Regions from separate parts of the Homo sapiens genome. Here region 1 is linked to region 2. Evidence: chromatin contacts called from ENCODE Hi-C or POLR2A ChIA-PET data. All regions are on one chromosome and are shown on one strand. The core of a region is the stretch at or near the end of the contact, and the rest is flanking DNA. Distances in the headings are between cores, read along the strand shown.

Evidence for each region. A loop is a pair of places that touch in the nucleus more often than their neighbours do. ChIA-PET counts read pairs that join two places held with the same protein, here RNA polymerase II (POLR2A). Pooled maps may share reads with other maps.
Region 1: a loop to region 2 is called in a map of posterior vena cava, with 4 times the contacts of the local background. The contact joins two enhancer-like sites. A Hi-C loop is called at or near these places in 5 of 168 maps with a recorded cell type or tissue (A673, IMR-90, ovary and 1 more), 1 of 37 single-sample maps with no recorded cell type and 4 of 50 pooled maps. POLR2A ChIA-PET finds 5 or more read pairs at or near these places in 9 of 52 experiments (AG04450, Caco-2, H1 and 5 more).

Annotation. Positions count from the first base shown.
Region 1 is chr1:39,085,773-39,091,072 of GRCh38, forward strand. It overlaps a transcript of MACF1 not described here. Among named protein-coding and RNA genes, the nearest start is that of NDUFS5, 62 kb to the left of the region's middle. Within about 2 kb of position 1,484, at least 9 of the 41 ENCODE cell types and tissues checked have a DNase peak (open chromatin) inside an H3K27ac peak, as active enhancers do.
Region 2 is chr1:39,044,934-39,050,148 of GRCh38, forward strand. It overlaps LOC124904088 (a long non-coding RNA gene), which reads left to right. Exons shown (of 3, transcript XR_007065970.1): 2 at 2,103-3,054. Among named protein-coding and RNA genes, the nearest start is that of NDUFS5, 21 kb to the left of the region's middle. Within about 2 kb of position 3,063, at least 10 of the 41 ENCODE cell types and tissues checked have a DNase peak (open chromatin) inside an H3K27ac peak, as active enhancers do.

The DNA.
Region 1 (5,300 bases), core at 234-2,733, 39 kb after region 2:
CCCATCAAAATTACTTACCTCTTCAGCTTCACCTGCCACCACCTCTACCCCCAATCACCCTGCCACAGTACACTGTAACTGGACCCCCAGAGGGATGCATCTTGCAGGATGAAACCACCACACTTTAATTTTCTTCTCTGCAAGATGCTGGTAAACCCTCCTCCTCTTTTAAGTGCCGCCTCCTCTGTCCTTAATGCCCCCAGTGGTATCCAAAGCTTCCTCCTCCGCTCTCACAGTCATACTTTTCTCTCCTCCATGTTCCCTTGTTCAATGTAGCAGTTAACCCACAGGGTGCCCATCACTCCCTTAGAAGAGTGAGCAATTTGGGATGTGTCTTATGTTTTGAGCCCCCGAGGGCTGCACGGGGCCTTGTACATGCTAGAGATCAATTGGTATTGAATGACTGAATGAATGCTGAATGAGTGTTTTGAGGATATTATGTGATGTGACAGACTGTGATCCAGAAACAGGCACTGAGCTATAACGGAAAGTTAGAGAAAGGCTTATGTGGGCTCAGGTAATCAGGAAAGGACTTTAGAGGGAATGAGCTCCAAGTGAGGAGACAACAGTGGGGCCTGGAAGGCAGGAGGGAGAGTTGGAGCTCTTTCTAGTGGGCAACGAGGAGTCCTTGGAGGAAGTCCTTCTCAAAACCTTTGGGCCTGCAGCATCAGCCAGTAACAGAATTTTAGAGCTGTCCCTAGGGTGCAGGAAGGGGTTTACTTGTCCCCAGTCTTGAAGGGCCATAACTCAGGGCCCTGATGACTCATAAACCTCTTTCTCCTGAAGAGAGAGTGGGCTGTCTCATTCTTCCTTCTTTATGCCCTCTGCCTCCATCCTTCATCACTCATGCATACTTAGATCGTTTTGTGATGATTTCCACTTCCAGTCTTCTCTGAGGAGGCCCACGGGATGATTTGCTTGCTGCTTCAGATTTGGAGTCTAGAATAGAAGTGGAGTGGACTCAAGGAGGCTTAATTTTACACAGGCAAGGCTCCTAAGGACCCTGCTGGGTCAACTGAGCAAAGGGATGGTGGGTGCTGCGCTGTGCTGTGTTTCTGGCATAGATGCTGATCTCCTTTGCATCCTGACACTGCTGAATGCCTCTTTTGAGGAGGGGGCTGGGCCAGTGAGGCTGAAAATGGGGAGACTGCCATGGTTAAAAATAACTTGTGCACTGCAGTTGGGCGTGTTTCTTTAGCAGGAGAGGAGAGAGGCAGCAGAGACGAGGCGGGACTGCGACTTTAGGGTCTTGCTGAAATCTTCATGTGATTTTAGAATGCTGTGGGGGCTCCACCAGAGTAATGGAAAAGGCAGCCTTAGCTCTGCAGGGACTCCTTCACAGGAGGTGCAGGGGGGCATGTCTGGGAGACCCTGGATGCTCTGAAGCTCTCTGAAGCAGAACTTTAATTGTGGGAGGAAATGAAGTCAGTCTTACGCTGGAAGCCAGCTGTGGCCTGTGCAATTTTCTCCTCCCCCTGGATCTTGCTTATGAAGCCAAGTGGGGGTGTCTGAATCACTCTCACCAAATAGAGATCTTCCCTTTCCCTGGCCCACTCCGTGTCCTGAGCTGGTCTTAGGGCCTCGCCCTTGCTTGAGAGGCCTGATGGGGCAAGCCTGGTGGTCACACATGTCAGAGTAGAGAGGGATGTCGGGGCTGAGAAACCTGCTGATTTCAGTCTACAAAGCCAAACAGGTTTTAGGGTGCTGAACCTTGTTCTTCTTCCCATCTTCCTGTTCTCATCCTTTCCCTACATTTGTTTCTCCTTCTTCTTTGCCAGCCATATTCTCAACTCCCTAAGCCCAGCCACATTCAAATGTAACAAGAGTCACTAATGAAAGTGTCTTGTTTCGGTTTATCAGCTTTATGGTTTACACAGAGATTTCAAAATAACTCTGTTAGGCAGGACATATGTTAGCATCCGAGGCTCAGAGGGTTTAGGGGACTTGCCTATAGTTACACAGGACTGGTAAACACAGATCTTCTAACTCCAAGTACATTGCTATTTCTTTTTTTTTTTGAGACAGAGTCTCACTTTGCCACCCAGGCTGGAGTGCAGTGGCGCAATCTCAACTCACTGCAACCTTCACCTCCCGGGTTCAAGCAATTCTTCTGCCTCAGCCTCCCGAGTAGCAGGGATTACAGGCGTGTGCCACCATGCCCAGCTAATTTTTGTATGTTTAGTAGAGATGGGGTTTCTTTTTTTTTTTGGAGATGGAGTCTCGCTGTCGCCCAGGCTGGAGTGCAGTGGTGCAATCTCTGCTGGATCTCAGCTCACTGCAGGCTCCGCCCCCTGGTTTCACGCCATTCTCCTGCCTCAGCCTCCTGAGCAGCTGGGACTACAGGCGCCTGCCACCTTGCCCGGCTAATTTTTTGTATTTTTAGTAGAGACGGGGTTTCACCATGTTAGCCAGGATGGTCTCCATCTCCTGACCTCGTGATCCGCCCGCCTCAGCCTCCCAAAGTCCTGGGATTATAGGTGTGAGCCACCGCGCCTGGCCCGAGATGGGGTTTCACCATGTTGGTCAGGCTGGTCTTGAACTCCTGACCTCAGGTGATCCGCTTGCCTTGGCCTTCCAAAATGCTGGGATTACAGGCGTGAGCCACCGCACCCGGCCCTGTACATTGTTATTTCTATTTCCTTAGGCAATACCTGGCAACCAGCCCAGTCTGAATCTTCTGTAGTTGACAATCTAAATCTCCACACTCACCTGAGAGACTTGGTCACTTCCGGGAAAGGCCTCAGGATCCTGGTCTATAGAACCAGGAAAGGGGAGAGACAAAGATCTTGGAAAATTTGCCTCTTCCCCTCTGGCTCTCTGTCTTTAGTGAAGAGCAGTAGAAATATCCTTACTTAATGGTGGGGAGCAACAAGGAAGTGGGGCGCTAGGGAGCTTACTGTAGCAAGGAGTACAACCCCAAAGGGTAGAAACAAAGAGAGGAAGAAATGATGTATCCCTTGGGACCTGTGGGGAGTATATTGAGAACAGGGTGCAAGACAGGGTGTCACATGGCTGTACACTGCACAACCCTTGGGGGTGCGATTCACATCACATTTGTTGTCATTGCAGACGTGTACATTTATTATTACAAGTTTCCTGCAGATGGCAGTAACATGTTTTGAAGAAGGGCTCATGTTTGGGCTAGGGCACGGTAGGGTGCAGGAAGATTCCACCATCTACCCATCAATCAGGTATTCATTCATCTAACATCACATAATCAGGACCCTCCCTGTCCTTGGCATTGATATTCAAAGATGACTGAAGATGTGGTCCCTTCTGCATGGAACTCAGTCTAGTGGAGAGGACAGAAGGGAGAAAAGGCCGGGTGTAGTGGCTCACACCTGTAATCTCAGCATTTCGGGAGGCCGAGGCAGGAGAATCATTAGAGCTAAGGAGTTCAAGACCAGCCTATGAGACCCTGTCTCTATTTTTTTTTTAAGTAGTTAGAAGGGAAAAAATAATTATATCCCCGTATGTGTTGTGAAAAAGGGGAGTGCAGTGACTCAGAGCTAAGGATTGGATCCCTCTCTGGTTGTTCATTTATTCATTCCTTCAACTAAAAAAGGGGTTAAGCTATGTGCCAGTAGAAAGCATCTATGGGATTCATTCCTAGGAGTATCAGCAAATGCTGCTGAAATAATCATTCCCAACATCTGCTCCATTGTGGCCTTCTAGTCAGACGACAATTGTCTCTCTGCACAGCCCTTGTTTCAGTTGGCTTTATATTCACGTTCATTGTTCCCAGGTTCATTTCCCTCACCAGCTCTGGAGGTCTCTGTAGTCAGGAGTCCCATCTTACCCTTTTTGCCCTGGGACAGAGAGCCATGAGAGCACTACCTGGTCAGAAGCTGGAGCTTACTCCTCTGGGCCCATGTGTCTCTCCTCCAAGTTGGGAGCTCTGAGAAGACATCTCACAGGCACCTCTCTGCTTCATTCATTCATTCAATAAAAAAAATGGATTAAGCTCCTGCCATGTGCCAGGCACTGCGGAGATAACTGAATCTGGAGTTACAAGACTTAGGCAAATGACCTCACTTCTTGGATCCTCAGTTTCCTTATCTATAAAAGGGAGATGGTGATAAAGGGTGTAAAAGGGAAATGAACGAGAATCAGAATGTGCTGGAAAAACACAGGTTCACATGGCCCGTTACTGCACTTAACAGTGTCATTCCTTGTAACCTCCCTGGCAGCCAGATGAGGCAGTGGAGACTCAGGAGGCCAGCAGTTTCCCAGGCCAGCAAAGAAGGAGCCCAAGCCTCTTATTTCTGTCCCCTTCTTTTGTTCTTTAGGCCTTTGTCAGGGAGCAGATGGAAGTGGCTTATTCTGGCCAAGCCGTGAGTGGGAAGAAGGGAATGCAGGGATGGGAAATGGAACCCTAAAGACAATCTCATTGGGAATCCTTACTCCTCAGCTGCCAAACTTCCTTGCCCTGAGGCTCTTCGAGTTTTGTATCCAGGAAGGCTCCTCCTCCTTCCCAGCTTCTCTACTTCTTCCTGGCAGTGTCCTCAGAGTCTCTGGCCCTGTCCTGGAGCTTGGTTTCAGTAGCAGCAGAGAAGAGCAGAGGAGAGTGCCCTGAAAGTGGGGCAGAATGAATTGTAGCTACACACCACCAGCTCAGCTCCAGCTCTTTGAAAGTAAATCTGGGTCACATTAGCTGTGGGCTGGAACATGACCACGTGGGCAGAATTCTGTGCAGGCAGCAGAAAAGACAGCCAATCTGTCCTTTCTCTGAGGTGCAGGGCCCCTGTGGGACCCCAGTTGGTGAGGGAAGGTGGTTTCTGGATTGCAAGGTGTAATGCCATCTTAATGCCATCATGCTTTTCTAATGACATCCTAGGTGACATAGAGAAAGGTATGGAATGGCAGTTTGGCTCATGCCTTTCTGTTTGTTATGGGAGAAGCCTAGGCTGAAGGTAGGAATGCAGAGGAAGGACTGGTTACTTTGGGGACTGTGGAAGGCCATCATTTCTCAGTCTCATGGGCTCAGGGGTTAGATGCCACCAGAGTAGCTGACACTGCAGCAGGATCTAGGGCTGCACTTGTTCTTTATTTCAGCAGTCCTCCCCTTGAGGAAAGGTCTGTGAACAGATCCATCATCACTAAAGTGTTATATGGAGCCTGGCTGGCCTCCTTTTTCTGGTTGCTGTGGCTAGGGCCTGCCATGATTTGGCCCGGCCACTGCTTGTTGCCACATGTCAGTTACAAGCCTGCCAGCCTGAAAGCCCTGTCTTGGCTTTCCTGTAGGAGCAGAATAGGTGTCCCTTGCTGGAATCTCTGCCTGGATCTGGGATACTGCTACA
Region 2 (5,215 bases), core at 1,813-4,312:
GAATGGTGTCCTCTCCCTCCCTGCACTACCCAGCCCAGTCAGTGGGAGGACTTCCTCAATTCCAGTAGCCATTCAAGTCCCTGGAATTGGTGGCTGTCACTTGCAAACTATAGCCACTTGAGCAGAAATGGGCCAGGATTACTTATCTTTAATCTGCATATCATTGGGAGGCACTTACCTGCTAGCTCTGGCTAAAAACTAGAGCAACCCTGGCCTGCCGTAGCTCCTGCTGCCCAGACAACTCCTCCAATATGAAAGGGATGAGGGGAACTCAAAGTTACAATGTCCTACTTGGAGCAGTAAGTTCAGTAGACATATCACTTGCCTCATTAACATCAAGCATCCCAAAACCCAGTCTGGGTCAGTTTTGCCCAGAGTGGGGTTTGTAGAACACGGGTTCTCCTGGGATCCTATACCTAGCCCAGAATCAGTTGCAAAAGCCAGGCCATAGCGAATTGTCCTGCCAGCCAGATAGCAGAGAATCTGACGGCAGCAGGCAGAAGGAGCCGCTCCATTGCAGTAAGCCAAGATCGCGCCACTTGCCTCATTACATCAAGCATCCCAAAACCCAGTCTGGGTCAGTTTTGCCCAGAGTGAGGTTTGTAGAACACGGGTTCTCCTGGGATCTATACCTAGCCCAGAATCAGTTCCAAAAGCCACGCTTTTGGACTTTCTCTCTCTCTCTCTCTCTATATATATATGTGTGTGTGTGTGTGTGTGTGTGTGTGTGTGTATACACACACATACATACAATGTTGTATATATTGTATATGTGTGTGTGTGTATATATATATATATATATATTTTTTTTTTTTTTTTTTTTTGAGACAGAGTTTCACTCTTGTTGCACAAGCTGGAGTGCAATGGCACGATTTCGGCTCACTGCAACCTCCGCCTCCTGGGTTCAAGTGATTCTCCTGCCTCAGCCTCCTGAGTAGCTGGGAGTACAGGCGTGCACCACCGCGCCCGGCTAATTTTTGCATTTTTAGTAGAGATGGGGTTTCACCATGTTAGCCAGGATGGTCTCGATCTCCTGACCTCATGATCTGCCCACCTCGGCCTCCCAAAGTACTGGGATTACAGGCATGAGCCACCATACCCGGCCTTCATTTTTATATTTTTAGTAGAGACAGGATTTCACCATGTTGGCCAGGCTGGTCTCGAACTTCTGACCTCAGGTGATCTGCCCACTTCAGCAGCCTCCCAAGTGCTGGAATTACAGGCGTGAGCCACCGCCTGGCCAATTTTTTGTATTTTTAGTAGAGACAGGGTTTCACCATGTTGGCCAGGCGGGTCTTGAACTCCTGATCTCAGATGATTAATCCACCTCAGCCTCCCAAAATGCTGAAATTACAGTGAGCCACCATGCCCAGCCTCTGAGTCAAAGTTTCTTTAATTGCAAAGTAGAGATCATTGTTTTTTTTTTGCTTTTTTTGTTTTGAGATGGAGTCTCGCTGTGTCACCCAGGCTGGAGTGCAGTGGTGTGATCTCAGCTCACTGCAACCTCCACCTCCCAGGTTCAAGTGATTCTCCTGCCTCAGCCTCCCGAGTAGCTGGGACTACAGATGTGCGCCACCATGCCCGGCTAATTTTTTGTATTTTTAGTAGAGATGGGGTTTCACCGTGTTAGCCAGGATGGTCTCGATCTCTTGACCTCGTGATCTGCCCGCCTAGGCCTCCCAAAGTGCTGGGATTACAGGCACAAGCCACCGTGCCCAGCCTGAGATCATTCTTACTTCACAGGATTTCCCTGATAATTAAGTGAACACACACACACACAGCATCTAACACAAAATACTTTGTACACAGTAGATACTAGACAAAAGATAACCATGGCTACTGCTGTTTCTTTTTTCTCCTCCTCCTGCCTACCCTTCCCCCTCATCCTTTTATCTATGGCCAAGCCCTCCTGAAGGGTCTCTTTGAATCGCGTTACCTCCTAGTTTGACACCAGTGCTCTTATTTCCCTGTGGCATTGGAGGGCTAGTCACATGGCACTGTGGCCAAGGAGAAGGATGATGTTCCAGGCCAAACACATCTGCAAATGTGTTGAGCTGGTGTCCTTGATGACAAATCAAATTGTTTTGTGTTTGGTTCCCCAGAGGCCTGAGTACCTCAGAGAAGCCAAGGTTCCTGCAGGAACCTCGTGCCTGCTGTCCACGTTGGGCTTCATTTTATCAAAATACAGCAAAGAGCTCATCATTTCTCAGCTCCTGTCGGAAGCAACAGTGGCTGTTCCTGGACACAGAGCTGCAGACAAGGAGTGGTGAGGATTCAGGCAAGAGAAGATGGGCAGCTTCCCCTTCATGCTTCCCTCTCAGGAAGAAGCCAGGGTGCCTGGGATCAAAGAGGCTAGGAGGCTGGTGAGGCCTCCTGTCCCTGAAAGCGGTCAGTGAACCCAAAAGTTGAAAAGCCTCTGCTTTGAGAGTGGTTCTGCTGCCCTACTGGTGCTGACAGTTTTAGAAACTGACATGGCAGAGCTGACCAGGCAGACTATATTTTTAGGACTCTGCTGGGGCCTATTGAAACGTCCACATTACTCAGATCACCAATCTGGCTGGAGCTACCAACACAGCATTCTTTGCTGTTTTAGAATACAAAGCTACCTCCCCTCGGGGCTTCACTTTGCAGCCACTGAGAATCCAAGGCTTCGCTAAATTACACGTTTCCATGGTCCCACTGGCTTGCTTTGCAGGGCTTCCACAAGAATGGGCTGGGAGCGTAACTGAGTAACTGAGTCATGATTAGGGGTTAATTAAGAGGAGAAATGGGCTAGCTGTTTCCTAAGATAAGGGAGGGGAAGTTTTTTTAAAAACTGTAACTGCTCAGAACAGTATGTGCTAAGGCAGACTTTCTGTGCTGGGAGACAGAACACTTCTGCAGTGATGTAGCAGAATCCTTAAAGGATCCTGCCAATGACTCTTTTTTTCTGGTGTCACATCCAATCTTTGCTGCAGCCAACACTTCCTGGAGATGAAACACAACTTCAATACAGAGATAGCAAGTTCACACTCTGGCAGTCATGCAAGGATGAGTGATGCGGGCCTTTTCTAAGTGAGTATGAACGGGTGGGACCTACGGTAAATTCAATGCAGTATAATCCGTCTACGGGGCAGTGGGCACCCAGCAACAGCCAACTGTTACCAAATCAAAGTGCAGGCCCAGGATGACTCATCTTCCAGCATTTCATGAGCAACCAGAAGTCTACATTTCTTTGAGAAAAAAAATTTTTTTGAGACGAGGTCTTACTCTGTTGCCCAGGCTGGAGTGTGTAGCTTCTACCTCCCGGGGCTTAGGTGATTCTCCCACCTCAAGTCTCCCAAGTAGCTGAGACTGCAGGCATGTGCCACCACGCTGGCTAATTTTTTTTTTTTTTTTGAGTCGGAGTCTCGCTCTGTCCCCCAGGCTGGAGCGCAGTGGCGCGATCTCGGCTAACTGCGAGCTCCGCCTCCCGGGGTTCGTGCCATTCTCCTGCTTCAGCCTCCCAAGTAGCTGGGACTACAGGCGCCCGCCACCACGCCCGGCTAATTTTTTTGTATTTTGTAGTAGAAACGGGGTTTCACCATGTTAGCCAGGATGGTCTCGATCTCCTGACCTCGTGATCCTCCCGCCTCGGCCTCCCAAAGTGCTGGGATTACAGGCGTGAGCCACCGCTCCCGCCCCATGCCAGCTAATTTTTTTGTAGAGACAGGGCTTCGCCATGTTGTCCAGGCTGGTCTCCAACCCCTAGGCTCCCCGCCTTGCCCTCCCAAAATGTGGAGATTACAGGTGTGAGCCACAATGCCTGGCCATTTTGAGGAATTTTTAAACACTGGCTTTAATTTTTCAAAGTATCTGGAGCAACTTCTGCTTCTGAGAGATAGAGTAGATATTCTTTTCCCCAGTCCTCCTGCTAAGTACAGCTAAAAACCCCAAAAACACTCTATATTATACAAAATGAACATAAGATGACTCTGAACAAGAAGAAAGCAGATTGGTTAGGGACCTCCAGATCCAAGGAATGACTCAGCAGTGACCTCCCTAAGTTTTCTTTTTGCCTCATATATGTCAGAATGGGTACTGGAGAAGCCAGCAACCCAAAACTGCCAACGATTGCAGACAAAAGCCCCAAGAAAAGCTTGTCTTTTTTTTTTTTTTTTTTTTGAAAGAGTGTCTTGCTCTATCGCCCAGGCTGGAGTGCAGTGGTGCAATCATGGCTCACTGCAGCCTTGATCTCCCAGGCTTAAGCTGCTTAGACTACAGATCTGCGCCACCATGCCTGACTAATCAATACAGTTGTTTTTTTTTTTTGAAACGGAGTTTCACTCTTGTTGCCCAGGCTGGAGTGCACTGGCGCGATCTCAGCTCACTGCTGCAACCTCTGCCTCCTGGGCTCAAGCAGTTCTCCTGCCTCACCTCCTGAGTAGCTGGGATTACAGGCATGCACCATCACGCCCTGCTATTTTTTGTATTTTTAGAAGTAGAGATGGGGTTTCACCATGTTGGTCAGGCTGGTCTCAAACTCCTGATCTCAGGTGATCCGCCCGACTCGGCCTCCCAAAGTGCTGGGATTACAGGCATGAGCCATCGTGCCCGGCCTTTTTGTTTTTTTTGTTTGTTTGTTTGTTATGTTTTTTTGTAGAGATGGGGGTCTCACTGTTTCCCAGGCTGATCTCAAATTCCTGGGCTCAAGCAATCCTCTGGCCTCAGCCTCCCAAAGTGCTGGAATTATAAGCGTGAACCATGGTGTCCTGCAAGTCTGCTTTCTGAGTCAAAGGACAAGAAAATAAACAGCCTAGAAAGACAGACAGCCTTGATTTTTTTATTTTTAGTTTTCATTTGGTTTGATTTTTCTTGAGACAGAGTCTCACTCTGTCGCCCAGGCTGGAGTGCAGTGGCACGATCTCGACTCACTGCAACCTCTGCCTCTCGGGTTCAAGCAGTTCTCCTGCCTGCCTCAGCCTTTCGTTCGGCCTCAAATGATCCGCCTGCCTCAGCCTCCCAGAGTGCTGGGATTACAGCCATGAGCCACTGCATCCAGCCGACAGACAGCCTTTAGACTATAGCCCCTCTACTCCAGCCCCACCCTCACCCCCATCAGCAAAGGCCAAGTGGAAAGCCTAGATCTCCAAACCTTGTTAGGCTGTAATGAAGTACTCCTTCCCTTCCCCACCAGGGTGATGTAGAAGAGGCCTAGTTATCCACTCAGGCCTTTCATCCATAATCAAGGCCACCT